7 separate regions of the Homo sapiens genome follow, and regions 1, 2, 3, 4, 5 and 6 are each linked to region 7. The links are chromatin loops, found by intact Hi-C in ENCODE. Cell type or tissue: PC-3. All regions are shown on one strand.

Region 1 (4,000 bases), 760 kb before region 7:
ACCTTTCCCCTACAGAACTTCTCTCCCTGTGGGAAATCTCTCCATATGCGGACTCTCCTCTCCCTTTCTCCCCTTCTACTCAAGACCCTTGGAGGTCAGTGTCTAAGTACAGAGACAACTGAAGGTGTCTGTCCAGGGCTACACTCTGGTGAAACTGAAGGGTTTCCATGCAGAAATGTGTGACTACCACCACCTGCTCAGGTGAGGGACCTAGGTTCATTTTTCTTTTTTTCTTTTTCTTTTTTTTTTTTTCAGCCTTCCAGCAGCCAGCTTATAGTAGCCCTCTGGTAGTTGATGATACATGGCCAGGTCCACCCCCTGGTGTTTCCTGAAGGCCAAGGGGTAAACAGGGCTGGCTGCCTTGCCCATAATGGAGGAAATCTCTCTTACCCTCTCTGGTCAGAGGTCCCCAATTCCTTTGTGTGGTTCCACAAACATTTTAGGAGACTTAGACCCTCTGTTTCACTTGCTCTAATTCTCCCGTGAAGACAACTTCCTCTCCTGCTTCAGAGGTTCTCAAATCATGTGATCTCAAGCGGCTTTAAAGTGATGAATCTCCCGTTGTCATTCCCTCTCCTTAGCTGGTTTCAGGCTGAATTCACCCTTCTCCCTCGTTCTTCATACTGGACTGGCCATCCAGCAAAATGCCCCAGTGTCATTGGCACCAGTGCTGTAGGCCGTTGGCCCCAGTGCCAGTTCTTACAATAGTTGGGACTCCCCTTTGGAAAATGTGTCTCAGAGTCCCTGAGCAGATACAAGTGGAACCCTTTTCCATGGCAGGATGCCCAAGTGAAAATGCAGTTTGTGTCCCCAGTGGACATTAGCTCCAAGCAGCAGAAAGTTTTTCAGTCCCAGCATAGAGCAAATTCCATCTATTTCTTCAGACTCACCTCTGGGTTGCAACCTAAAACATTGGGACAAATTTGGCTCCCAGACTCTCAAAAGAAAGTGCCTAATTTTCTGTATAATGTAGTTTGGCCTCCCAGATCAACTAGCCTGGTCTCTGAAAAAGACTTTGGATTCTAATACTCTTTTGCAACTTGATGTGCTCTGTCACAAAATTTCTAAATGGCCTGAAATTCCTCATGTCCAGGCTTTCATGACTTTCTCTCGGGATCCTGATCTCTGCCAAATCTGTTGAATGTGCTTGGCTAAATTTTCTAACCCACTGACTTCTCTTACATTCTAGATGACCCTTCCTTTGCCCTTTTCCACTCTGCCCATCCAGATAGACCAGTTGAGAACACCCTTGCATCTTCTTCCCCTGAAAATTTACCTTCACATTCAAGTATACCTACTCTACCTGCTCCTTCTCCCTCACCTTCTCTTCGTCATCCCAAACTTGTATGTCGTTTTCCAGTGCCTCTGCCTTAAGGGACCCTTCTCCACTTCACATATTAGGCCAGGGTCAGTTATAATTACATTTTGGGCCCAGAAAAGATTCTGCTACACTGAGAAGGGGCAAATGGGAATCTAGGCACCATCAGAGTCCTCTTTCAGAAAGAAAGCTAAGTTTAGCTCCTGTAACCAGGACCCTTTGAATTCACAAAGGAATTCAAAGGACTTACATTTTCTTTAATCTCAAATGGCAGGACCTTTATATTAACCTTACCACCTATTGTATACATGAGAGAAGACCTTAATTCCGTATCTAGCTCAACAATGGGCAGATGAGGTTCATAACCAGAACCATCAGGAGTCTGGCCCAGGGAGAATGACAGTCCCTGATGTTAATCCTATATGGGGCTACCATGAGGAAAATGCTGGCAGGTAATGTTGTAATTATATGATTACTTCTATAATTAAAGGCATGGAAAAGGCTGTCATAAACCAGGCAACTACCCCAAACTAAGAGAGGTAACACAGGGGTCAAATAAAAACTCAACTCTATTTCACTCCAGGCTGGCCAAAGCCATGAGAAAATATACTAATACGAACCCTAAGAAGCCCTCGCTATTCTGGCTGTTCATTTTCTCAGCCAAGCCTCTCCAGGTATTAGGCCCAAACTCCAGAAACTAGACCACGAAACAAAAAGTCCTTTCCCCACTTTGCTGGACACAGCCCTCAGGTCTCTAATAATCTGGAAGAAATATTGCAGGCCAAACGAGATGGGAAGGATTGAGAAAGAGATGAGTTGCAGACTCACTACATGGCTGCTGCCATTGCAAATTCTCTGTTCATACCAAGGACCCCAGGTCAGCCATCAGGTTGGAGCCTGATGGCCACTAAGGAGCCCTCTATCTGCTATTGCTATAATCAACCAGGGAATATTAGCCGGAACTTCCCAAACCCTCCTGAAACATCTTCTGCTCCTCATAGGCCACCAGGTGGCCCCTGTGCACACTGCAAACAAGTGGGGCATTGGAAACGGGACCTCTTCCTCATGTGGGAAGGCCATCCCACAACCAACAACTCCCATTACGGGCCAATTTGGGAGGATGACAACAGCAAATGCCCCTAACTCTGCTCACAGATGAGGCTCAGAAGCCACCCAGGCTTCTCTATTTACCATCTCCATAGCTGAGTTTCAGGTAACTCTAAATGTGGCAGGGAATAAGATTGAGTCTTTAATCAACACAAAGTCTACTTATTGAGCCCTAGTTTTTCCAGAACTACCTATTGGTTCTCAATCATCCTCACTGGCATAGACAGCAAGCTACAGCAGGAACGCTTCACTTCCCCTTTACTGTGCACTCTGAAGAAAAAATGTTTTTACTTACCCTTTCCTGGTTTTATCAAGCTGTGCTATCTATCTCCCTACTTGGAAAAGATATAATGACAAAACTCTAAACTAGCTTTCAATTCCCTAAGCATGCCTGCCCAATATTAGCATTACTAGCTCCTGCCACCAAAAGCTCCAATCTCCTAAAATCCTACATTTTACAACAAGTTCCTCTAGAAGTATGGGATACCTCCATTGCAGGACGTTCTTTGTTTGCATACCCTGTAAAAATCCATCTTGAGAACCTGAACATTTTCGCAACCCCAATATCCCTTACAGCCTGAAGCCCAAATGGGCCTAGAACCCCTAATGAAAAAATAATTGAGCATGGGATTATGATGCCCTTGCAAATCACAATGCAACTCCCCAATCTTAGCAATCAGAAAGTCAACCAGCACCTACAGAATGGTCTAAGACATAAGGGCTATCAACAAGGCAGTAATCCCTATACACCCCATCATTCCCAATTCCTATGCCCTTTTAGGCCAGATTCCTTCTGGCATCTCATGGTTTAGAGAATTAGATTTAAAGGTGCCTTTTTTGCATTCTAGTACCTCCAAACTCCCAATTCTTTGTTGCCTTTGAATGGCAAAAATCCCTCTAGCCATGTTTCTCATAATTAACCTGAACAGTCTTCCCTCAGGAATTTAGCAGTAGCCCACATCTGTTTGGACAGGCTCTCACTAAAGACCTGTTGATATGGTTTGGCTGTGTCTCCACCCAAATCTTATCTTGAATTCCCATGTGTTGTGGGAGGGATCCAGTGGGAAGTGCTTGAATCATGGGGACTGATTTTTCCTGTGCTGTTCTCCTGATAGTGAATAAATCTCATGAGATCTGATGGCTTTATAAGGAGTAGTTCCCCTGCACAAGCTCTCTTTTTGTCTGCTGCCATCCATGTAAGATGTGACTTGCCCCTCCTTGACTTCCACTATGATTGTGAGGGTTCCCCAGCCATGTGGAACTATAAGTCCCATTAAACCTCTTTCTTTTGTAAATTGCCCAGTCTCAGTTACATCTTTATCAGCAGTGTGAAAATGAACTAATACACCTGTCCACCTTCCAACTCTCTCTTAATAGTGCACTGCTTTAATATGTTGATGAATTGTTTATTTTCAGCCCAACTGAAAATGTTTCAGATTTAAATACTGTTAAAACTCTCCAGAAATAAGCTACAAAGTTTCTCCTCCTAAGACTCAAATCCCCACCCAGAAGTTTCAACTTGGGACTCACACTCACCACCAGTTTAAAAGGTCTCTCTGACCACTGCAAAAATCT
Region 2 (4,000 bases), 110 kb before region 7:
AATGGTAAGGGCCAAGTTGTTTTCATCTCCCATTTTTTGTATTCCTATCTTGTTACGACATTGTCTGAAATCTCCTCTCCCCTCAGTATCTTCCCCTTTTGATTTCAATTCCTTGCTTAAAAATAAAAAAGGAATTAAACAAAAACAAACCATATATTAGCTTCCTCCCTGTATTCCTGCTGTAACACATCTAATCTGCCTTCAGGCATGATAATTTTTTCTGTCTACCAGAGGAAGATTTGTGAATCGTGAATGAGAATGAAAAACATAAAAATACTTATTTCAAGATTTTATCTGGCTACATGCATGTATATTATCCAGGTAAATGATACAAGTGTGAACACACATAGGTACATGCACACATTATATTAAATACATGCTCTGAGGAAGGCAGGGGCTATGATTTACTTTTTCACCTTTGTGTTCTCAACACCTATAAGGACACCTATCAAAGAAAAAAAATTCTTCAATAACAGTATATCCTGGCTGTGTATCATTAGACATTTGGTTTATATTTTCTGTATATTTTCTGTTTTCTCTCAAGATCTGCTTGATCACTCCACCATTATTCTCTGTGTCATGTGGAGCTAACTCTGTGGACTACATGAAAGGGCTCTCTTAACTTCTGGTTTCCAATTTTGTTTAACGTATGGGAAGCATTGGCAAGAGATGTGAGTGTAGGGCTCAGAGAAAACTTCCCCTCTGCCCTCTAAAGGTTCACTGAAAATAAACTGACACTAGGCAGATTAATAGGACAAAAAGGCATACACATGTTTTCAATGTGTATAAGCAAAAGGGAATCACAAGAGCATGATTACAGAATAACCTGCTGAGGTCCAGATGCTTATATACCCTTCTTTACAGAGGGAAAGGAGATAGGGGGAAGTGTAATTTTAAGGGGTAGGGGGCAATTTGTAGGGGGAATGAATGAACTCAGAAGACACAAATTAGCTTGTAAATGATTCTCTTTGGAATTTGAACAAAGTTCATCTAAATGTGATTACATTACTGTCTTCTTTGATGTGATAGATAATATGACATTTCAGCAAGGGGATAGAAGCAATTGTGTTCTCTTTGGCAGTCTGGACTTAAGGTAGATAAGGAAATATTAGCATAGAATTTCACCCTGTGTTGGCGGTGGGGATGGGAAGAGGTCAAGAAGTCCTTGCAGCATGCCAAAGCATCATATTTTGGGAGCATTGTTTTCTGGCCCCAATAGAAGAATTGGAAAATATTTATTTCTACTCCCTCCCTCCCTGCAGGGTCATCACAGTATGGCCGTGTCTCTCTGCCAAAGGCCACAGCTTCTTTCAGTGAGGAATGCATGTATTACAGCTACAGCTTCTCTTTCTGGGTCTCAATGACTGTTCCCCCCCATTGTTTCTCAAGCCAAAGGGTGATTTCAGCTCCAAATAATTTAGATAATCTTGATAGTTCTTATTAATCTTATAATATCTTCACAAATAGTTCGTTTATTAAATATTAATTTTTAGATTAGATTTTGCTATCTGTCTTCTATCAGGACTATGAATGACTAATACAAATTACCTCTTCTATTTTTCTGCAGTTTCTAAAGTCAGACTTCTACTTCAGTCTTCACACTCACTTAAATAAACCATGATATTTTAATAGTCCTAGTTCTTATAAAAGCAAGAGTTCTTGCTGAGATTCTCCATTTGTTAACATTCTATCCTTCCAACCCTAGAAACTTTTGCTTTTTTCCCTATTCGAAGTAACAATGGTGTCAGATGAAAGGGCAAATTCACAGATTACAAATAAAGAGACTGTAAAACATGATTCACACAAACTTCTTTTCAAAGATGAATCATATCACCTTTCAGAATACTAGTGGATAAACAACCGGCAAAAAAATTGCCCTGAAACAACTGTGCTGTGGACTCATGTAAATTCTTGTCATTTCCCTAGATTTTGCAGCTTTCCTTGTTACTTGCTTTTCCCACTAGCAATAATAGGTTTAAATCAGAGAAAAGAATCAACATATCTCACTTTAAAACATTTTTTTCTTCTAACTCAAAACAGTTTTCTTTTCCTGATGAAGAATTTCTCATAAAGGTTTTGAGAGATCTCCTTTTCTCTCAACAGATTTCTTTGTTCCAACCTAATTATCGCTGTTATGTTGTCCTCCTCATTCTTCAAACTGGTGTGTTTTAAGTTGAGTCATCTTATCAAGGCATGTTATTCCACATTCTTCTTTCTCTACTCCTTTTTAATGAGTAAGAGTCCCTTCAGCCCTCCACATCTTCAACCATCATCCTGTTAGTCATGTTGTGTCAAGTTTTTGAGCCTCACTAGAGAGGTGGAGTAATGGGAAACGTGATGCCACACATGATAGACACTGGAAAATTACCCTCCCCAACTCTGAGGGGACGGAGTATGGCTCTAGAGTAAATGACTGGAAGAAGTTTACTTTTTCTTGGAGAGCAAAGATCTCACAAATTAAATTCATATGGAAGTCAGAAGTATCCCCTATTAGCCATTTTTCTCTATTATTCTAACACAATCATAGCTCCAAAATTACCTCTAATATATATCGTATAGAAATAGTGTAACTCCTTACATAGAAAAATTATATCTTGAATAGAATAATAAAAGAAAAAATATATCCAACATAATATTGATAAGCTTTGAAATATCTTTCTGAATTACTTCTTAAGGATAAATGTAGGCTTATAATCTGTTTTACCCCAGTGTTCAGAGATTCGTTAGTTTTTGCATTAGACCACCTGTCATTCAGAGATGACCTAAGTAGATCATTCCAGTTGGGATGGATGTTTTAGATACTTTGAGGGTTAAGGCCTTAAAGAAAATTTGGAAGCCACTTGCATGTGCATTTTAAAGTTAGGTTAATTACTGCAATTAGTTATTCACACCAAGGCAAGAGCAAAATTGTCTAATTCTGCGAGAACTAACAAAACTGACTGAACAGTAAGTGAAATTATATGAACTTATCTCCTGTCAAAACTTACCCTTTACTTAGAATTCAGGTCAATTTAATTTAGTAATGGTGTTTTGTTTTGTTTTGTTTTTCCTTAGTCCAGTACTCTGGTTCATCAGAAGACATGGAAAAGTTTGTCAATTGCCAAATGGTATTTTATAATTAATAGAAATAGCTTTTAAAGTAAATCATCCTTTAAATGTTGATGCAACAAAATAAGAGAACCAATTTTAAAACAAATTAATAAATATATGAATAATTAGCATTTATTATTATGCATCAGGCATTGTTCTAAGTGCATCTTAATCCTCCAAATTGTGCTATAATGTAAGTTATTATTATCTCCATTTTACAAATAAAGGAAATGAGACTGAGAGGGTTAAATAACTTGCCCAAATGGCAGACCTGGCTTTCTTAAAGTGATCTGTCCCTGCCCCAAACCATGCTTCTATCCATATCCTAAATTTTAAATATGAATAAAACTAATTTTGCTGTATAATTTATAAGCGGTCTCTTCAAGGTCCAAAGAAAATCACTGGTATATTTTAAATCAGAATTTCATTATCTCAACAAATACTTTATTCTTCTATTTATTGCATTAGTGGAACTTAAACAATTGATGCATGAGATTACAAGAGTTTTAAAACAGAAATGTATTTTAGCATTAAATCAGCTATTTAACAACAAAGTATGCAAAGTTTTACATCCTAAAAGAGCCATTTAAGCATTACCATGACTCTAATTTGTCAGTGCTATTTTTAAAATACAAGCTCTAATTGCTTTTAATTTTTGAACTCTTAAGAGAGTTCAATGTTTTTATATTTCTAAGATAAATATAAATAAATTACAAGACAAAGTTAGAATAAGAGGTCTTGTCTCTTGACCATTACAAATGAAAGCAGATATATTTAAACACCTGTTCAAGTTCTCTTTCGATTCATTTTGGCCTTATCCGCATTGTCTAAACAATTACATGCAGAGCCTTCAAATGGTTAAGGCCAAAAACTGGTTGTTTTCCTTTATTCAAGGATAGTCGCCTTATTT
Region 3 (4,000 bases), 200 kb before region 7:
TATTTTTAGTATGTTGTATTTTATGAAAGTTGAATTTCTATATATTATAATTTACCTGAATCCAGTAGTTATCTCTTGCAATAATGAACATTAAATTTACTTTTCAAGTCTTTTGTAATTAGTGTCATTGTTATGCCTGATAATTCTTGACCTATATTTTTTCATTTTCCTCTTTAAGGAAGTATTCAAATAAATCTAAAGAGTATAAAATTACCTGTACAAATTACTTATAAAATTGTTTTAAGAGTTACTATGTTTTAAAGGTATCGATTTTTACATTTTAAGGTAATTTATAATAGAATAACTAATGGATACGAAAATATACCAAAGGAGAGCAAATTGGTCACTTGGACATTTTGAAAGCATAAAACATAATTCAAAAATAAACAAATACCTTCTAGTTTCTAAAACCTTCATAATTGTGTTAGATATATTCATTGTCAGCATCCTAATAGCATTTCTACATTCAATATTTCTAGTGATCACACGTAAAAATTAAATAACTTCAAAAAATATTTTTCAATCATTATACATTTTAAAGCAATCTTGATTTTTAAAGAAGGCCAACTCACAAACATAAGTAAACATGTGAAAAACAAAACAAAACAAAAAACAAATAGCTTGATGCGGTGGCTCAGGCCTATAATCCCAGCACTTTGGGAGGGTGAGGTGGGAAGATAGCTTGACTCCAGGAGTTCAAGACCAGCCTGGGAAACACAGCAAGATCTTGCCTCTACAAAATACATAAAAATTAGGGTGGGATGGTGACCTATGCCTGTAGTCTCAGCTACTCAGCAAGCTGAGGTGGGAGGACGACTGGAGCCCAGGAGTTCGAGGGTACAGTGAGCCATTATTGTGCCACTGCACTCCAGCCTGAGCAACAGAGCAAGAACTCAAATAATGAAAAGAATAATAAGAAGCCCATGACAAAATAATTGAATATTTATTATTCTAAAACAATTTGGAAAGCATGATCCAGGATATGCATATTTTAACACTTCTCTTTTCAGAAGTGCCAATGGAGCTTTCAGATGTGTTCTAAAAGGAAATTTAGTGCCTCTCAATTTATCAAGGCAAAGTAATTAAATAATAATCTGTAACATCTAGTCCTTTAAGTGCAAATTATTGTCTCATAAAATAAACCATGAGATGCAAATTATAAAATAAAAAGTTGAGATTTCTTTTTCTACATGTGGAATTTTGCCTGATATGTATGCTTATATGTATGCTTATATAGGAATTCTATATCTAAACAACCTGAAATGCTTCTGCTGATCCTATACTTTGAAATTTTTTCAAATAATGTTTATTTTGTACAGCATATGGTTTATTGTATCTGTTAATTTCCTATTCTCTTCATAGAAAAAGATTTGCATTTATATGTGAAACATCAGTAATATTCCATTATAAATCAGAGGCCTATCTGAAAATGACTAGATATATTCTGACTTACACAGAAAATTCGAGCATTTAAATATGTTTATTAAATATAGTAAATAAATCAGTGTCCCCTAAATTTTCAACTCTGTTATAAATAGCAATAGGTACTTTTGTTAGTTATACTGTGCTCTCCCTATTCTTCAAGAAAAACAGTCTGCCCTCAAATCATCATTTTATTCGTAGTAACTATTAAATAGTTGAAGTAACATTTTTTGTTTCATCTTTAAGATTTTTTGATTATTTGATTTTTATATATATCCTATTAATGTGCATGCCAGCTCTTAGAGGATTCCTGAAAAATGATGGTTCATATCATGTCAGGGATAGTCCTTATGCAAACATAGCAATTAGAAACTGTTTGGTGGAGAAATCTATTAAGGATCCACTAGGTGGCTCAGGCTTATAATTCCAACTAATTGGGAGGGTGAGGTGGGAGGACTGCTTGAGCCTAGCAGTCTAAGACTGTAGTGCGTGCAAGGGATGATTACAGCACTGCACTCTAGCCTGGAGACAGAGTGATACCCGACTCTAAAAACAAAACAAAATAAAACAAAAAAGGAACAAATAAAGGTAAAAAAGAGAAAAAAATTATTAATTTAATTTGAAATTCTTCCCATAGAAAATGAAGAATTGAATATAGAGATCTGTCTTTTGCCTAGATTCCCTGGACCTCTAATATGTGTGACCATTTTTTTACTTGAAATTTGGTCCTTTGAGATAATAATTAAATTTGGATGCTACAGGTCTTACTACAAATCATTGTTAGAAAACTATGTGAGGTCAACCTTCAGTTAAAAGCATATGCAGAAATAAAAGGCCTCTGAGTGATATTATTGGCTGTTCACTCTTGGAAGTGCAAGACAGGCTTGTTTTCTCACCTATTTGAATCCAATAAAAGCTACTTAAATATGCTACTACCTCCCTTCTTATCATCTCATCACCAAAATAACCATGAGAGAGCATGTGGAAATGACTTTTTCTTTTTTTTTATTTTATTATTATTATACTTTAAGTTTTAGGGTACATGTGCACAACGTGCAGGTTTGTTACATATGTATACATGTGCCATGTTAGTGTGCTGCACCCATTAACTCATCATTTAGCATTAGGTGTGTCTCCTAATGCTATCCCTCCCCCCTCCCCCAACCCCACAACTGTCCTGGGTGTGTGATGTTCCCCTTCCTGTGTCCATGTGTTCTCATTGTTCAGTTCCCACCTATGAGTGAGAACATGCAGTGTTTGGTTTTTTGTCCTTGCGATAATTTGCTGAGAATGATGGTTTCCAGCTTCATCCATGTCCCTACAAAGGACATGAACTCATCATTTTTTATGGCTGCATAGTATTCCATGGTGTATATGTGCCACATTTTCTTAATCCAGTCTATCATTGTTGGACATTTGGGTTGGTTCCAAATCTTTGCTATTGTGAATGGTGCCACAATAAACATACATGTGCATGTGTCTTTATAGCAGCATGATTTATAATCCTTTGGGTATATACCCAGTAATGGGATGGCTGGGTCAAATGGTATTTCTAATTCCAGATCCCTAAGGAATCTCCACACTGACTTCCACAATGGTTGAACTAGTTTATAGTCCCACCAACAGTGCAAAAGTGTTCCTGTTTCTCCACATCCTCTCCAGCACCTGTTGTTTCCTGACTTTTAATGATCGCCATTCTAACTGGTGTGAGATGGTATCTCATTGTGGTTTTGATTTGCATTTATCTGATGGCCAGTGATGTCTGGAAGACCATTCCACCTCTAATTCTTAGCACTATTTTCCACAAGGTTAAATTCTGCTAATCTTTAAAAAAACATACCTTACTGAAGCCACTCCACTCCCCCAAGACAAAATTAGATCCCCTTGATAAGCACTTCACACTTTATAGTTATTTATATTTGATTGAGTACAGTTATAAACTGCAGAGAGAAATTTCAGTCAAGACAGACTGCATATACTACGTGGTCCCATAAGATTATAATGAAGCTGAAAAATTCCTGTTGCCTAGTAATGTCATAGTGGTTGCAAGGTCTTAGTGCCCCACATTATTCATTTGTCTGTGAATAAACAAATTGGTGTAAGCAAATCTGCTGCTCTGCCAGCAGTATAAAATTATAGCATATACAATTATATATAGTACATAGTAATTGATAAAAATAATAAATGACTATGTTACTGGCTTGTGTATTTACTATACTATACTTTCCTTGTTATTATAGAGTGTACTTCTAACTTTAAAAAGTTAAACGTAAATAGCCTCAGGCAGGTCTTTCAGGAGGTATTCAAGAAGATGATATTGTTATTCTAAGAGACTAGAGTGTTCCATGCATGTTATTGCCTCTGAAAACCTTCCAATAGGACAAAATGTGGAGATGGAAGACAGTGATATTGATGATTCTGACCCTGTGTAGACCTAGACTAACGTGTGTGTTTATGTTTTAGTTTTTAATAAAAAGTTAAAAAATAAATTTTAAATATTTAAGTAGATAAAAGTTTATAAAATAAGGATAAAATAATAAAATATTTTTGTGCAGTGTTTTTGTGTTTGAAACTCTTA
Region 4 (4,000 bases), 370 kb after region 7:
GGAATCCTTCTTATAGACTACTGGAAGAGGTCCATAGCATTTTGAGTCACAGCAGTGTCTCAGAAGAGGAAAAGTAGGTCCTCACATCTGCTTTCAAGTTGCCTTCAAACACGATCACACAAAATAAACTCAACTATGAATACAACTTTTAAGTAAAGCTATGCATTTGTGCAAGGTGAACTGTCTATGCTATGGTGAACATTTAGGAAAAATATAAAAGATTACTTAAAAATGCTTGTGCTTATTTAATATAAGGAAAGTAAGGCCAAAATAAAAGTTTGCTTAAAATCTCAGAGTCTATGGTATGATGACTTTCCATTTGGATTCTTGAAGGCTAAGATTTTGGAAATAACAGTATGAAAATGTTTGGCCTACTGCTACATTTAATAATTGTTCTTGAGCATAAAGTCTTATTCATTTTATGTGAACGCTTTTATATTTCCTAGAAACATTTTAGGACATTTCTTTGTCTGCTGCATCAAGTGATATCCTCTAAAACATTTACAGTTCTGAAGGAGACAATCTATCTGCAGTAAAGAAAGATGTGATTAAGTAGAAAGCCATCTTTTTCAAATGTATTTTCTATTAGAAAAATGTACCCACTTGTTATACAATCTTTTGCTTAGATGACTAGATTGATTTCCCTATTTTCTTTCTAAGGACTTCTAGCTTATAAACTTACAGGAATCTGATTATCTTTAAAAAGCAGTTATAATGCCAGGATTGTTCAATTCAATTTAAAATTTTAAAGTTATTAATCCTTCTTTCTTAAAAATAATTATCAGCAAGAATTAATTTATATTATTAGTGCTAAATAAAACACAATGAATAACTTTTTGTACCTACAAATACAGATACTCAAATCAATGCATCTTTTCTCTCATCTCCAAATTTTTCACATCTCTATAGCATGGCTTTATTCTAAACAGAGGGAACAATTTTATTGTTTGAACTGGTAATGTCATTCCTCTTAGACCTGCCTTTGTTCATTATTTCTATTCCGGTCTTCTTTTTTAGAACTTTGCATTTAGGATTCAACAGAGCTTTCAAAAAGAGAAAAGTGTGTGTCTGAACAGTGGGCCCCTTCTTTAACCCTGGTTGATGGGGTACAGGAATATTTACTCCTAGTAAATGTGTTTCTTATTGCATTTGGCAAGACTCCACAATTCAAATGCCAGTTACTCCCCATGAGCCTTGGATTTGTCAGCTAATTTCAACTAAAAATGATTCCTGCAATGGGTTTCTTCCAATGATTATGCTTAAAAACCAGTTGTCAGAGGGTGTTAAAACAAATTTTTTCCAAAGATTTCTCAGTTGCCTGAAAGCCCGTTTGCACTTCACTGTCACTGAAAAGCCATGATACTCCACTGAGGTGCTCATCAGCAGTCTGTCTCCTGTCTTCCACGGCAGCTGATCTGTGTACTGAAGTGACAACGCTGTGCGGCAATCCCAGCCTTTCTAAGAACCCATCTTGCTTGATTTCTTTTTATTTTTCAAGATAAGGCCCTAGGGAGGGAACTATTGGCAGAACTCTTTATTACCATCATTATTATGACCATTGTCAAACTCTGAGAATTAAGCTGTGTATGTTTTCCTGAGTTTCCTCCCCCTAACCAAAAAGAAAACAAGCCAAAAACAAAAGCAAAAAAAGCAATGGCTTGGCATCCACATCAGCACTTTTAATATAGCTCAAATTAGTTTAGCTATAGCTCAAAAAAAATACTTCATTGTTTCAGGTTGTTAACCACAATGTCTTATAAAATGAAGCATGTTTACTGTCATCTTGCAAAAGTCATTTCTTCCTTTATGAATTTGGCAACGAAGAATTTGAAAGATACCAGTGTGGGTTTGTTATCATGCACCAGCCGAAGCTGTCAGGCCTCATTACCTCCAAGACAAAAATTACAGACTAATGTATTAAATGCTTGAATAGCAACACGCCATGCACCATCTTCATTCTGTGGTAATGGGATGACACCAGCAGCCTGTAAGCTGAACTACAGCCGTCTCCCCTCCCCCTTCGCATTGCGGTGCACAGAAGGAGAGAGATGATAAACATCCAAGTAAAATCGAATTGCTGGATTTATTGCCAGCAGGACCCAGAAGCGCTTCTGTTTCTGTGAATGCAGTGCATTCATTTTAACAAACCCCATTTCAAGGGGTCTGTCACAAAGCAAACACACTTCTTATCTGGCTGAATATTTAACGTAGCAGCTCCAGGTCCCAATTTATCTCCTTTAAAATGGGAACTAGAAGTCAGTTTGAGGGGCTTGTTCAGATTATTTTTAATAAATTACTTTCAATGATTACATTATGATGTCATCCTGGCTGAAGTGGATTGATTTTTAAAAATATTTCTAATACTCCAGTCACTTTTAAAAAAATTCAACTTTGTTTTTCTATGAGGTTTATACTTTCAGACGTTATAGATAAGTCTTTGAACACATTTTACATCCCCAGAATGGAATGATGAGGTCACACTTTAAAACCTACCACACCGACAGTGATGGTGAATTTTCCCTTTTCCTGATTATCAGCCTATCATGCACATCTGGCAAACAAAGAATCCCAAATTATTTTTTCTTGGTTGAATTTAAGCTGCAAACTCCAGCCTTATTGTCCTAATTTGTTAATGTTTATGGTAAAAGGAGGCAATGGAGCTTAAATGTACAGGAGATGATGAATAGGATGGTCTGTCTGTGGTGCACAGGGACTATGAACTTCACCCTGATCTGGAAAATGACTCATTTCCTGGTCTTCACCAGGCAGATGCCTTAGCATGGCTCTCAACTTGAAAATTTCTAAAACTGAAAAGCTATGGAAAACTGATGGGAAAATAGATCATTTGGGAGGGAATAAAAATAAAATAGGAAGAGCATGAGCTCTGGAGCAAGACTGACCCAGGTGTGACTCTGGCTCAATTAATTACCCACTGGGTAGCCTAACCTCAGTTTTCTTTTCTATAAAATGGGGGGAAATAATGCCTACTTCATAGGGCTTTTTGGAAGATTAAGAGATATAATGCATGCAGTTTACCTACAGCATGGCACATTGGAAAAATTCAATGAGTGTTAGCTATTATTATTATGTGATTTTGAATAATTGTTTTAATTCATCTATTAAATATTTTGCTTGCCAAAATATTGAACTTTCTAATAATAGAATAAAAATCTGGGCTATTATACCTACTTATAGCAGTTAAGTTTTTAGTTTAAGATTATCTTTCTGTCTCTGCCTCTGTCTCCCTCTGTCTCTCTTTTTCTCCCTCTCTCTGTACTGATTAATTATACTAAATGTCTGTTCAGCTGTGAACAGCTTCCAAGTAATGAGGCTTTGTATACGCAACACTGAGTTCTTATGGATATATGTTTCACCTTTTCTCAAGTACCCTTCTCCCTACTTCTATGACTGTACCATGGCTGGTTATGAATCAACCAAAATGAAAATAAATACTTTAATGTCCATTCATGTTTTAGTTCAATATTTAGAGCTTAGTTTAACCTAACAGTTTTTTTAATTGAGCATTTATGATAATCCACTATATGTTAGGTGCTAGAATAGATCATCAGAACACTGTCTTTTCCTTCCAAGAGGGTGCATTCCAAAAGGGTGAAATAAAATGATAACCAAATGATTAAAATATAAAATGAAATGGCACAAGAGCCGTGTGAAAAAAAAAGTCTTAAGGAAATTTTATGTATTATGGGGATCAGAAACAGCTTCTATGAGATGGCATTTGGCATGAGCCTTGATGTTGGTGTAGCGTCCCTTTAAGTTGAAAAAAATGGGGTCGGTTAGGGGAAGAATGGGTACAAAAGAGAGGGGAACAATTTAAGCAGAGCAACATTTGTGTATATGGAGTAGGAGATATAAATCATATTGTAGAGGATCTTGAATTCTTAGGTAAGATTTTGTCGTTAAATTACAAGCAATGGGCAAACATTGAAAATGTTTGAACAAGGAAATAATATGACTTTGAAAAATCTGCCTTAAAAAGATG
Region 5 (4,000 bases), 730 kb after region 7:
GCTTACTTCCAGGAGATAGCTATGATGTAGGTCTACAGGAGCGCACAGCAGGACACTTGAGCCTTATAGGATAACTTGGCTTGTCCTATCTGCAAGAACTCTCACCACAGAAGTGTAGAGAACTTAATTGGAAGAAAGCAAAATCAAGCAATTAATATTTTCTGTAATAGACATTTCATAATCATAGTGTTGCATAAAAATCCATAGTGCACATTTCAGCGAAAGAGCTACAACACTCCCAGCATCTCTCAAAATTTTACAAAACAATCAGCTGCCTTGCAGAAGCTATCTGCTGGCATTATAGCTCTGGAAAACTGATTCAACCTTCAAGCTCTGAGTTCATGGGTCTTTGAGGCTGCCCAAAAGATACCCATAAAGTCCAGACCTATCACCTAGAAGCCACACATTGCTTCCAAGCACACAGAGAGGAAAGCCTCAGCATCCCGTTTCATGCCACCTGCCATTTCGGCTCTCCTCAGTAATTCCTAGTGGCTCTTCCTTCTCCGAGGCAGACATGAAAGCAGATTGGAACAGACTCCAAAACTCAGGCTGCCTTTCCTGCTACTCACCCTATAGCTGCATGGGCAATACTGACAGCACACAGAGCCAGGCCCACTGTGGACCCTTAGTAAGTGTTTGTTGAATGAATATGCATCACGGTGGTCATTGGGACCAGACCCAACCAGTTGTGAATCATGGCCTAGCCCTTTACCTTCTTGGAATTCTGTCAAAGAGAGACTCTAATCCAATTAGGGAATCAATACCCAGAAAATATCAGAGCTGTTACAGCCATGCTTTTTTGTTCTTATTATTCTGTGACATTTTAATACCTTCAAACGACATAAAAACAATAGTAATATAATGAAGCAACCTAAAATTAATGAACAGATTGATGTGACTTAATAAATGATACACAGACTCAGAAAGTAACATAAAATAAATTCGGAAAGTTACTAGTGTTTTTTTTTTTCAAACCATAAACTAACATAAGGGAGACAGAAAGACCTTTAGAAAGGACAAGTACATTTAATATAATTTTGAAATTCTTGTTTCTGAGACACTTATTTTTAAAATAATAAAGTTTAAGTTAAATATAACAACATCAAAACAACTTGCAAAGTTAGTGTCTTAATTGGGGCAAAATCAAATTTAGTTATCTTGGACCCTGATGGGCTCCTCCGTCTCTCCCTGTAGGGAGCACAGAATGAAATGGTGCATGCCAAATCAATCTCCCTAATTGCTTTGGTCACTATCACATGCAATTTGGACACATCTTGCTAAATAACATCCAAAGGCCAAAAAAGATATGACATTGAGAGTAATCCAGCTCCATGGCTTCCCTCATGCTAGTGTGATTTGAAGGACAATGGTCTGTTTCGTCAACTCTGAAGGTGTGGAAGTACCACAATGTAGGAAAATATTCACAAACGTCCAGAATGTCAGAGCCGGAAGTGACCTTGGAATATTACTAATCCTATCTTCATTCTGTAGACAAGGAAAGTATTCAGTTTTACTCCCTCTCTGTGCACCTGTAACAAGAGATTTTTATCTTTGTAGCAGTAATCATTGACCTGCTATGGTATCTATATGTAACATAGATAGTGTAAATTGATGAGATATGCATATATCTATATGCTGCATACTATAGTATCATCGACACATCTTTTCTATCCTTTTCTCGGCCTCTCCCTGACTCACACACACAATCAACCATTGTTTGAAATTTTTGACCATTTTATTCATGTATGTGGTTCTGAACTTGTCAGGAACTCAATTTGACTTCATTGAATTAAATTACAGAAGAAGGTTCAAATAATCCCCATATTTTGAATTCACAGCAGTCTCAGTGATTCTTTCGAATTCTGCTTGGACTCTTCATTTGGTCTGTGTCCAGGCCCTAATTTTGGGGGTGCGGATCTTGTAGCGCTGCCTGGAGAGCATGTATAGGAATTTTGGCTGCCTCCACCGGGCTGGCTCAGTAGCATCTGCAGAGCAACACTGCCATCTGCTGTGAAAACCTTCAAAGCAACTAAGAAAAATCTGCCAAACACTGATTTGTATTTGCGATGCCTTTGTTCTTCAAAACGCAAATCAAACTGCAATTAATCAACGTTTATTAAAATTAATTCTAACACATTCATTAACTTTTAAGGGAATTACAAGGCACGTGGCATCACTGAATGTCTACATGAAGTGTTCTCTCCAGGAGACAGAACAACACTAATAGGATGGGAGGCTCTGAATCGGGGGACCCAAGATGCTAAAGCGCTAGGTTGCTTACACACACAAAAAAAATTCTTAACGTGCCTTTTAGTGAGGTGTGTAGAAGCCTTAGATTGAAACCACACATTACCTGTCAAATGTGCTTATCCTACCGCAGTCTACAAATCGTGTTGCCCCAACCTTTCCCAGAAAGGACATTCTGACCAAGACGCATAATTTAAGTGATCTGAGATGTCATTGAAGAATGTGTCCTCAGAGAGCAGGAAGTCAGAGTATTGATGAGTTATGTCTCTATGCCACCTTAATCTTATCTATTGAAAAACTCAAAAAGATACGTTTAAACGTCCTCAAGGAGTTAACCTCCATAGTATCTTCAATACCTTATAAAACAAGAACCAAACTTCAGGATTTCTCCCTCCTATATAAGGAAATCTATTTTTGTAGACCTACAGAAAGATTTTTATTTCTCTTTCTTTTAGGAAGTAAAATATTCAAAGATCTGAACATAAAAGAATAAACTGCTGGAGGTGGACAGAGCAGGAATAGGAAGAACAAGGTGGCTTTTCATTGGTTTGGGTTTTTTGATTTGGCTTTTGCAGGCATCAGAAGTTATACAACAGCGCCACTCTAGGGCTTTATGTGGAATAACAGGCAGCGTTCGCCAGTGCTATTTTCTTCTTGGGCCCTGTTTTTTCACAGAATATTATGCAAAAAGTTAACCTGGCACAAAATGTAGCAGCATTTTTGTTTTCACCTGTTTCATTTCGTTTTGAAGGTGCAAAGAGTCTTAAAACTTTATGCTGAGATATCAGAACTTACTATTTTATGAGTCAGAAGATGCTGACTAATCTTTTAGATGGCTTGAGTCAACTACTAATTATGTGTGCTCTTGGGCAAATTCCAGTAGCCTCCCTGGGTCTCACTTTCCCATCTGTAAAATGAATGGGTTGGTCTATAAATCTGCACCATTCAATATGGTGGCCAGTTGTCACAAGTTGCTATTTAAAATTAAATTTAGTTTAATTAAAAGTAAATAAGATTAAAAATTCACTTCCTCAGTTATATTAGCCAAATTTCAAATGCTCAATAGCCCCATGTAGCTAGTGGCTACTGAACTGGACAGCACAGATGCAGAATGTTTGCATCATAGCAGAAAGTTCTATTAGCACTGACATAGCTAAAATTTATGTTTCTTACCAAACTGAATTTACATGCTTATACCAAAAATATTTTAGGAACCAATTTAATCAAGGTGAACCATACAAACAACAACCATTTGAAAAGCAAAATAGAAGAGAAAGAAAGGGACAGAGAAAGAAAATGAGGTCCAGATTCCAGGCTTCCTGCCACATTCATTACTGCTATCTGATAAGCCACTCATGTTTTAATTCCAGTCTTCAAACCAACTCATCTGCAAAATGAGGAGAAATCAAGTGCCTGCATCCATAGTCAGCATTACAAACAAGGGAGGACCTAATGTGCAGCATAAATTTTCAAAGGGGACATCTCAGGAAAGAATTTGCTGACAATTCTGTGTTCGCTTGTGGAGCACAGCCCACACAGCAGGCTGCCTGGTTTTCTTAAGGACATTTAGGTGATTTTCTACCATTATACATAGAAGGTGCTTCTAACACATCAGTTATGGCTTGGATATTACAGTAACTCCAGCACAACCTGACCTGTCGCAGTGGACCTTGGCCACACTCCAGAGAGCAATGTGCTTGGGAACTGGCAGCACGCTGCAGAGGTCTTGCTGATGGTGTGTGCATATCCTCTG
Region 6 (4,000 bases), 430 kb after region 7:
CCCCAGTACCAACCCAGAGCCAGGTAGACTCACTGGATGGCTAGACCCAGAAGAGAGACAACAATCACTGCAGTTCAGCTCACAGGAAGCCACATCCACAGGAAAAGGGGGAAAGTGAGAGGAGGTACCAGTTGGGCTTCCTGGGCCAAGTAGGGGCTCAGAAAGCTGTGAAACTCACTCATTTCCTGCATCCGGACTTACTTCGGTCCTGGATGAATAATATTGAAGATATATGCTTAAAATATTCCTAACACCACGATTTGTGCATGTGTTTTCTTCCCCAAGAAAGCTATAAACAGCAAAAATTTTGCTGTTAGTGTCCCCGTGTCCTCTCTCCCTCTCTCCCTTCCCCCTCCCCTGAAACTAAAGTAGAGGGAATGTTAACTGCCCATTTTTCTGTGACCAGCAGACCTTATCTACACTCCCAATTCCAATTCTTTGTAAACATACTTTGTAAAGTCCCGTAAGATCCTGTCTCTTTTGCCATGCCGCTGTAAGGTCATAAAGTAGATAAAGCCTAAGTTGCAATTCTGATTTTCCTCAAAGTCTAAGACATATCACAAAACAATTTACTGCCTTTGTTTCTCACTCCTGTAACAAGCTTCCCGCCTCATGTATCTCCCAACTTAAAACGTTTGAAAGGCGAATACCCAAACTAGCAGTGGCAACCTGTTTGAGACCCCTTCCACACTGTGGAACCTTTGTACCCTTGCTCTGCTCAATGAAACCTACTGCTCACTCTCTCTCAGTCCAGGTCTCTATCATTTGCCATGGTCAGCCACCGCACCAATTCTTGGTGTGGCTAGGTTAAGAACCTTAGGTGTTACATTTGGGGAGCCAGCCAGAAGACTCCAGGAAATGCATCCCAATCACCACGAAGTGAGCACCATGGACCTCTTTCATTTGCTATTCTGTCCTGTCCTTCCTTAGAATTCAAAGGCTAAACACTGGGCACCTGTCTGCCATTTAAAGGGGATTAGTGTGGCTGCCGGACTAAAGACACGAGTGTCAGGCTGTCTGGGAAAGGGCTCTCTAACAACCCCCGACCCTTCGGAGTCAGGAGCATTGGTTTGCCTGGAACCAGTTCTAACTCTTTCGCTTTCCATGGTGGTCCCGAAATACACCCAGGAGCACTCAGCGGACGTCCTGGTCTCCCAGATATCCTGGTTGATACTATGGCCCCGCCAGAGGCTCCCCCTGCATGGGTTACTGAGCATGAGACAGCCACATCTTCTGACTCCTGCCTCCTGGGTCCTAATGCCCACCAGTTAGACTTTGTCCCTCAACTCATAAGCAAGATTATTCCCACTAGGCAGGATCGAGATTCCCTATTTAGAAGCCTTAAATTCTTGGGGTGGTGCCCAGAAGATCCCTGTTCATGGTGCCCTCCAGGGTTTAGGCAGTTGTCGCCATTTGATGGCTATTTTGAAGGGCCAGTTCCCCAGCATAGTGTATGGTCCCCCACATCAGGACAATTTAAACAGGTCTGTAATTTTCATGTGGATAGGAGAAGCCTTAGAGCATTTCCTCCATTGCTCCCCGGATAGACTTTCCCCTTCCTTGGGGCCTCTCAAGTACAATCTGTGGTGCACAGGCATGGGTCTTAGAGCTGTTGAATTGTTGTTTCAACCATTCAATAATTGGTATTGGATGGAAGAAAATATAGTCAGTTGGGACACAGGATACTGGTACCCCCTTGAGAGAGAGGCTTACTCCTTTGATGGCAAGTGGGGACAGAAGGCTAAAGTACAGCAGCTGTTCTCTCGGCCCTGGCCTAGAGGACATCCACCAACCTCTTTAAGCTTACTAAGCCTCCTGTCGCTGATTCAGAGATTTCTCCTTGAAGGACAGTTTTATGGCCAGGCCCACGTAAATTGGGCCTTAGCATGCAAGCATCAGTGGTGCCCCTGACCCAGGCCTTGCCATCTTGGAACAGGTAGGATGCATTGGCAAAAGGACTACAATAAATCCAACCATCCTCGTGCCCCATCTAGTGGCCTATGGGCGCATGGCAGGAGACAAGGACAGTTTCCATTCCGTCAGTAAGCATGGTTAAATCTGGCAAATGGGAGGCTCAAGGGCGACCATGCACTTCAAGCACAATTAGACTTGACCCTTGGGGGATGCCCTAAGGGAAGATGAGTCCCTAAGACTAACCAGGTTGCGGGCATCCCTGTGTTTAAAATTTCAAATGGGCACCACACCTTCAAAACCGGACACTCCCTTAAGATGTATCCTGAATAACTGGGACAAATTCGACCCAAGACCTTAAAAAAGAAGTGGCTGATTTTCTTCTGTACCAATGCCTGGCCACAGTATTCCTTACAAAATGGAGAAACTTGGCCCCCTGAGGGAAGTATTAATTATAACACCATTCTACAACTAGATCTTTTCTGTAAATGGGAAGGTAAATGGAGTGAAGTCCCTTATGTACAGGTTTTCTTTGCCCTTCGTGACAATATTGCCTTGTGCCAAGCCTGCAAGCTTTGCCCAAATGACAGAGACCCACAATTGCATCCATACTCAGGGTCTCCTCCCATTCTCCTTCCTCACTCACTCTCCACCATCAGGCCTCACCAAAGTGTTAGAGGCACCCCGAAAAGAAAACACAAGCTCCGCGAACCACATACCCAAACTATGTCCCTTACAAACAGTAGGAGGGGAATTTGGGCCCACCCGTGTACATGTCTCTTTCTCACTCTCAGATTTAAAACAAATAAAGACAGATTTAGGGGAATTCTCGGATGATCCCCATAACACTATATAGATGTCTTACAAGGGTTAGGGCAGTCCTTTGATCTAGCATGGAGGGATATCATGTTGCTCCTTGATCAGACCTTAAGTCCTACTGAAAAGGAGGCAGTTTGGCGGCAGCCCAGCAATTTGGAGATTTATGGTATCTCAGCCAGGTAAACAATTGAATGATCCTGGAGGAAAAGGAAAAATTCTTCACAGGGCAACAGGTAGTCCCCAGTGTAGACCCCCATTGGGATACCAACTCAGATCATGGAGATTGGAGCAACAGGCACTTCCTGACTTGTATCTTGAAAGGGTTAAGGAGAACTAGGAAGAAGCCTATGAACTACTCAATGCTATCCACAATTACACAGGGAAAAGAGGAAAATCCCTCAGCCTTTCTAGAAAGGCTGTGGGAGGCTCTAAGAAAGCACACCTCCCTAACTCTGAATTCCCTGGAAGGCCAACTTATTCTAAAGGATAAATTTATCACCCAATCAGCAGCTGACATTAGGAGAAAAGTCCAAAAGCCTGCTTTAGGCACAGAACAAAATTTGGAGACATTATTAAACCTGGTAACCTCGGTGTTCTATAACAGGGACCAAGAGGAACAGACCAAAAGGGAAAAGTGAGATAAAAGAGAGGCTGCAGCCTTAGTCATGGCCCTCAGACAGGCAGACCTTGGTTGCTCAGAGGAAACCAAAAGAGGAGCAGGCCAATTGCCTAGTAGGGCTTGTTATCAGTGCAGTTTGCAAGGACACTTTAAGAAAGATTGTCCAACAAGAAACAAACCGCCCCCTCACCCATGTCTAATATGCCAAGGCAATCACTGGAAGGTCCACTGCCCCAGAGGATGAAGGACCTCTGGACCAGAAGCGCCCAACCAGATGATTCAGCAACAGGACTGAGGGTGCCCGGGGCAAGCACCAGCTCATGCCATCAACCCACACAGAGCCCCGGGTAAGTTTGACCACTGAGGGCCAGGAAGTGGACTTCCTCCTGGACACTGGTACAGCCTTCTCAGTTTTAATCTCCTGCCCCAGACGACTGTCCTCAAACTCTGTTACTATCCGAGGAATCTTACCAGGTATTTCTCTCACCTCCTCAGCTGCAGTTGGGAGACTTTGCTCTTTTCACATGCCTTTCTTATTATGCCCGAAAGTCCCACACCCTTATTAGGGAGGGTCATATTAGTCAAAGCTGGAGCTATTATCTACATGAATGTGGGGAACAAATTACCCATTTGTTGTCCCCTACTTGAAGA
Region 7 (4,000 bases):
TCCAATTTCTGAATTCTGTTTCTGAAACAGCAGAACAAAAAAACATTTTAGCCACCTGCCCATTGAACCATTTCTATGTATACTGACATTTTCCACATTGTGCTTTTGTAAGGGAAAAATGCTACATTTCCAGATGCCCTTAAAGCTGGGATGCAGTCACGTGATCCCAACTGTTTTACCAACCCTATGGTACTCCCTGAAATAAAGATGTGGAAGGGAGCAACATGAAGTAATGACTGTGTGAGAGAGTCGTCTTCTGGTAAGAAGGGTGGCAAATGTATCTGCTTCTTCTAGGATCACTCCACATGCCCATCCCAATATGATAAGCACTGAGCAGCAACTGTTGACAGAACAGTCCTGTGGTGTGATGGGCTCTGTTGCAGATGAGTTTGTTTTGAGTGTAGCATTCAAGCCTATCTTCCCTAGCCATTGCAAGGCCCATGAAGTATCATCACATAAACCCCTAAATTAGCAAGAATGAACTCAGTTGTTCCAATTAAAAACTTATAACTAGGCTGGGTGCGGTGGCTCATGCCTGTAATCCCAGCACTTTGGGAGGCCAAGGTGGGTGGATTCCTTAAGGTCAGGAGTTCGAGAGCAGCCTGGCCAGCATGGTGAATCCCTGTCTGTACTATAAATACAAAAATTAGCCAGGCATGGTGGTGGATGCTTGTAATCCCAGCTACTTGGGAGGCTGAGGCTGGAGAATCACTTGAACTGGAGAGGCGGAGGTCACAGTGAGCCGAGATGGCACCACTGCACTCCAGCCTGGACGACAGAAGTAGACTCTGTCTCAAAAACAAAACAAAACAGATCAAAAATCCTCACAACTGTGGGTGTGAAGTTAACAAAAAGACAGAAAAAAAAACTGTCTGAGGCAGATAGGACAGAAATTTTGTACACACATATAAATGAGGAAACCGGGATACAATTTCCATTCATTTAATAAAAGATTTAATATATTTGTTTTAGAAAAGAAAGAGTATATATAAAAATGCTCAGTAAACATGTATTCACCATATGAATAAAAGATGTCATTGTGATTATTACATGCCCTTAAATAATTCCAATCTGTGATTCTACTATACTTTTATTTTATGTGCTTCTTAAAAACAATGAAGCAAAGTATGTATATAGTTCATAAAAAGTTCAATTATGCTAGATTATTTAACCTTTTTTCTTTACTATTTCCTTCCTTATAACGGTTTAGCAATCATGAATATTAGCAGGTGTAGAGGTAGTCCAAATTTGTTCCAATAATTTTAAATATCGAGTCTAAAATCATTCAGTAAAATGAAGAACAAGGAATGCCATGAGTTAACAATGCTTTCAGCTAAGTATGAAAGTGAGAAGGGCAAGAGTGACTCTGACAAGCTCATGCATCTTAAATTCAGCACCACTCAATGCTCTTTCCCAAGAGGATGCCTAAATAGCACTAGACAATGGAGATATCCAGTAATAGGGTGCACTGATACAGAAACTTTACGAGGCACGTAAACGAGAACAGTCAATTCCCAAAGGAATCAACTAGGGACCAGTATTGTCACTCCTTGAAAACAGTAAGTACACACACACACACACACACACACACACACACACACACGCAGCAGCAGCAACAGTAGTAATGGAAGCAATAAGACTATAAGTAACTTGTGAGGTAACATGATACAAACAATTGTGAGATTTTCTGAGTCACAATACAATATCTTAGACATGACTCAAGAAAATGAAATTGATGAGAAACTCTATGAGTTTTAAAATGAAAAATACTTCTGGAGGTGTACTTTGCTCACATGTAAAATAAATAATTTTCAAATTTCTAATTTTCAAACTCATTAAACAAAAGATTATTGCAGCAATTGCCCTCACACCTCCACCATTCACCCTCGCTTGCATCATAATGTAAACAACTTATCTATTACAAAATTGTTCTCTGCTTATCTTTGCCTGTTTCTAGCTCTGGTTTCTGTTTTCAAAGGATGAATTACTGAATATTTTCCATTTGCAATGAGAAAACTGATTGAGATTACATTGAATCTCTGAAGTTAAAGTGCCATCTTGTGCCAAAAGTAAGCATCTCAATATAGATTAAAAACTATATTGGCAAGATGATAGTTTTCACATAATAGAGATGTGTCAAATTCATATAAAGCACTCAATATTAAATTGCCTAAATATGAACATAGTTATAAAAGTATAGATCTAGCTTTGTTTTACTTTGCTAGCAGCAGCATGTTAAGCTTTATGTGGCTAGGTTAAAGCATGCATTCTGTGTTCATGCTACCACATTTTGCATTTTGTCATTGCAGTATTATCAGCATAAAATGGATGCCATAGACCACTTGCTCTCATACAACATAAAGTTTTTTTAAGACTTAAGTAACAGTTCTTTCGGGATCAAGGGCAAACCTCAGTCTCTCTAATAAACTTGCACTGCCTGTACCAATCATGCCACTTGGAACTGATCCATTCTATTTCAAGAATTTAAATGGCAGCAATGCTCAAAACATTGTACCCAAGAGGGAAGGCCAATGCCAGCACACACAACGCTGCCAGTGCACAGTCAGCGATTGCTGGAATTCTGTACAGCAAACAAAATGGTTTCCTGCCTTTAGCCTGACAGATTTTAAAAGCAGTCTTGAGGGACTGGCCAGAGGCTGATAATATCTTTCTTACTGACAATGCCATCATGCTAACAGTTAATACATACAGTCATCATTGACTTGGCATTGCACTTCATTGAGTAAGTAATATATATGTGGAAAATTAAAAAAATAAAAAACGAGTCCATATTTTTAAATATAGCAAGTAATATACACCATAAAATTATACCACAAAACACAGTCAACCATCTAGACAATAAAAACATATCTTTCATAAAATCTCCTAGGGTTTTTATGGTTTTAGGTCTAACATGTAAGTCTTTAATCCATCTTGAATTAATTTTTGTATAAGGTGTAAGGAAGGGATTCAGTTACAGCTTTCTACATATGGCTAGCCAGTTTTCCCAGCACCATTTATTAAATAGGGAATCCTTTCCCCATTGCTTGTTTTTCTCAGGTTTGTCAAAGATCAGATAGTTGTAGACATGCAGCATTATTTCTGAGGTCTCCGTTCTGTTCCATTGATCTGTATCTCTGTTTTGGTACCAGTACCATGCTGTTTTGGTTACTGTAGCCTTGTAGTATAGTTTGAAGTCAGGTAGCGTGATGCCTCCAGCTTCGTTCTTTTGGCTTAGGATTGACTTGGCGATGCGGGCTCTTTTTTGGTGCCATATGAACTTTAAAGTAGTTTTTTCCAATTCTGTGAAGAAAGTCATTGGTAGCTTGATGGGGATGGCATTGAATCTATAAATTACCTTGGGCAGTATGGCCATTTTCATGATATTGATTCTTCCTACCCATGAGCATGGAATGTTCTTCCATTTGTTTGTATCCTCTTTTATTTCATTGAGCAGTGGTTTGTAGTTCTCCTTGAAGAGGTCCTTCACGTCCCTTGTAAGTTGGATTCCTGGGTATTTTATTCTCTTTGAAGCAATTGTGAAAGGGAGTTCACTCATGATTTGGCTCTCTGTTTGTCTGTTATTGGTGTATAAGAATGCTTGTGATTTTTGTACATGATTTTGTATCCTGAGACTTTGCTGAAGTTGCTTATCAGCTTAAGGAGATTTTGGGCTGAGACCTAGGCATTACCATTCAGGACATAGGCATGGGCAAGGACTTCATGTCTAAAACACCAAAAGCAATGGCAACAAAAGCCAAAATTGACAAATGGGATCTAATTAAACTAAAGAGCTTCTGCACAGCAAAAGAAACTACCATCAGAGTGAACAGGCAACCTACAAAATGGGAGAAAATTTTTGCAACCTACTCATCTGACAAAGGGCTAATATCCAGAATCTACAATGAACTCAAACAAATTTACCAGAAAAAAACAAACAACCCCATCAAAAAGTGGGCAAAGGATATGAATAGACACTTCTCAAAAGAAGACATTTATG

What was found. A loop is a pair of places that touch in the nucleus more often than their neighbours do. Peaks named below come from ENCODE experiments on the same cell type or tissue, not always from the same donor. Only the 100,000 strongest peaks of a DNase experiment are listed, where the experiment ranks them.
Region 1: it touches region 7 in a loop (22-fold over the local background); 5 of 110 quality-filtered maps call a loop at or near these places.
Region 2: it touches region 7 in a loop (5-fold over the local background); 2 of 110 quality-filtered maps call a loop at or near these places.
Region 3: a loop joins it to region 7, with 5 times the contacts of the local background. A loop is called at or near these places in 3 of 110 quality-filtered maps.
Region 4: a loop joins it to region 7, with 5 times the contacts of the local background. A loop is called at or near these places in 2 of 110 quality-filtered maps.
Region 5: it touches region 7 in a loop (4-fold over the local background); 4 of 110 quality-filtered maps call a loop at or near these places.
Region 6: a loop joins it to region 7, with 14 times the contacts of the local background. A loop is called at or near these places in 5 of 110 quality-filtered maps.

What each region holds. Positions count from the first base shown.
Region 1 is chr3:163,041,610-163,045,609 of GRCh38, reverse strand. No RefSeq gene overlaps it. Among named protein-coding and RNA genes, the nearest start is that of LINC01192, 260 kb to the left of the region's middle. RefSeq lists an enhancer at 2,285-2,454. In PC-3, CTCF peaks have their summits at 2,116 and 2,316 (motif pointing right); a DNase peak (open chromatin) is centred at 2,319.
Region 2 is chr3:162,389,339-162,393,338 of GRCh38, reverse strand. No RefSeq gene overlaps it. Among named protein-coding and RNA genes, the nearest start is that of OTOL1, 890 kb to the right of the region's middle. RefSeq lists an enhancer at 3,845-4,000. In PC-3, no CTCF peak of the experiment used is centred here; DNase peaks (open chromatin) are centred at 1,848 and 2,268; H3K4me3 peaks cover 706 bases; H3K27ac peaks cover 2,462 bases.
Region 3 is chr3:162,487,893-162,491,892 of GRCh38, reverse strand. No RefSeq gene overlaps it. Among named protein-coding and RNA genes, the nearest start is that of LINC01192, 810 kb to the left of the region's middle. In PC-3, a CTCF peak has its summit at 1,800 (motif pointing right); no DNase peak of the experiment used is centred here.
Region 4 is chr3:161,912,899-161,916,898 of GRCh38, reverse strand. No RefSeq gene overlaps it. Among named protein-coding and RNA genes, the nearest start is that of OTOL1, 420 kb to the right of the region's middle. In PC-3, a CTCF peak has its summit at 1,968; DNase peaks (open chromatin) are centred at 1,978 and 2,728; H3K4me3 peaks cover 894 bases; H3K27ac peaks cover 2,670 bases.
Region 5 is chr3:161,558,451-161,562,450 of GRCh38, reverse strand. No RefSeq gene overlaps it. Among named protein-coding and RNA genes, the nearest start is that of OTOL1, 64 kb to the right of the region's middle. In PC-3, CTCF peaks have their summits at 1,808, 2,016 (motif pointing left) and 2,853; DNase peaks (open chromatin) are centred at 1,980, 2,850 and 3,070; H3K4me3 peaks cover 1,056 bases.
Region 6 is chr3:161,850,154-161,854,153 of GRCh38, reverse strand. No RefSeq gene overlaps it. Among named protein-coding and RNA genes, the nearest start is that of OTOL1, 360 kb to the right of the region's middle. In PC-3, a CTCF peak has its summit at 1,986 (motif pointing left); a DNase peak (open chromatin) is centred at 2,003; H3K27ac peaks cover 1,119 bases.
Region 7 is chr3:162,283,974-162,287,973 of GRCh38, reverse strand. No RefSeq gene overlaps it. Among named protein-coding and RNA genes, the nearest start is that of OTOL1, 790 kb to the right of the region's middle. In PC-3, a CTCF peak has its summit at 2,064 (motif pointing left); a DNase peak (open chromatin) is centred at 1,633; H3K4me3 peaks cover 354 bases; H3K27ac peaks cover 1,146 bases.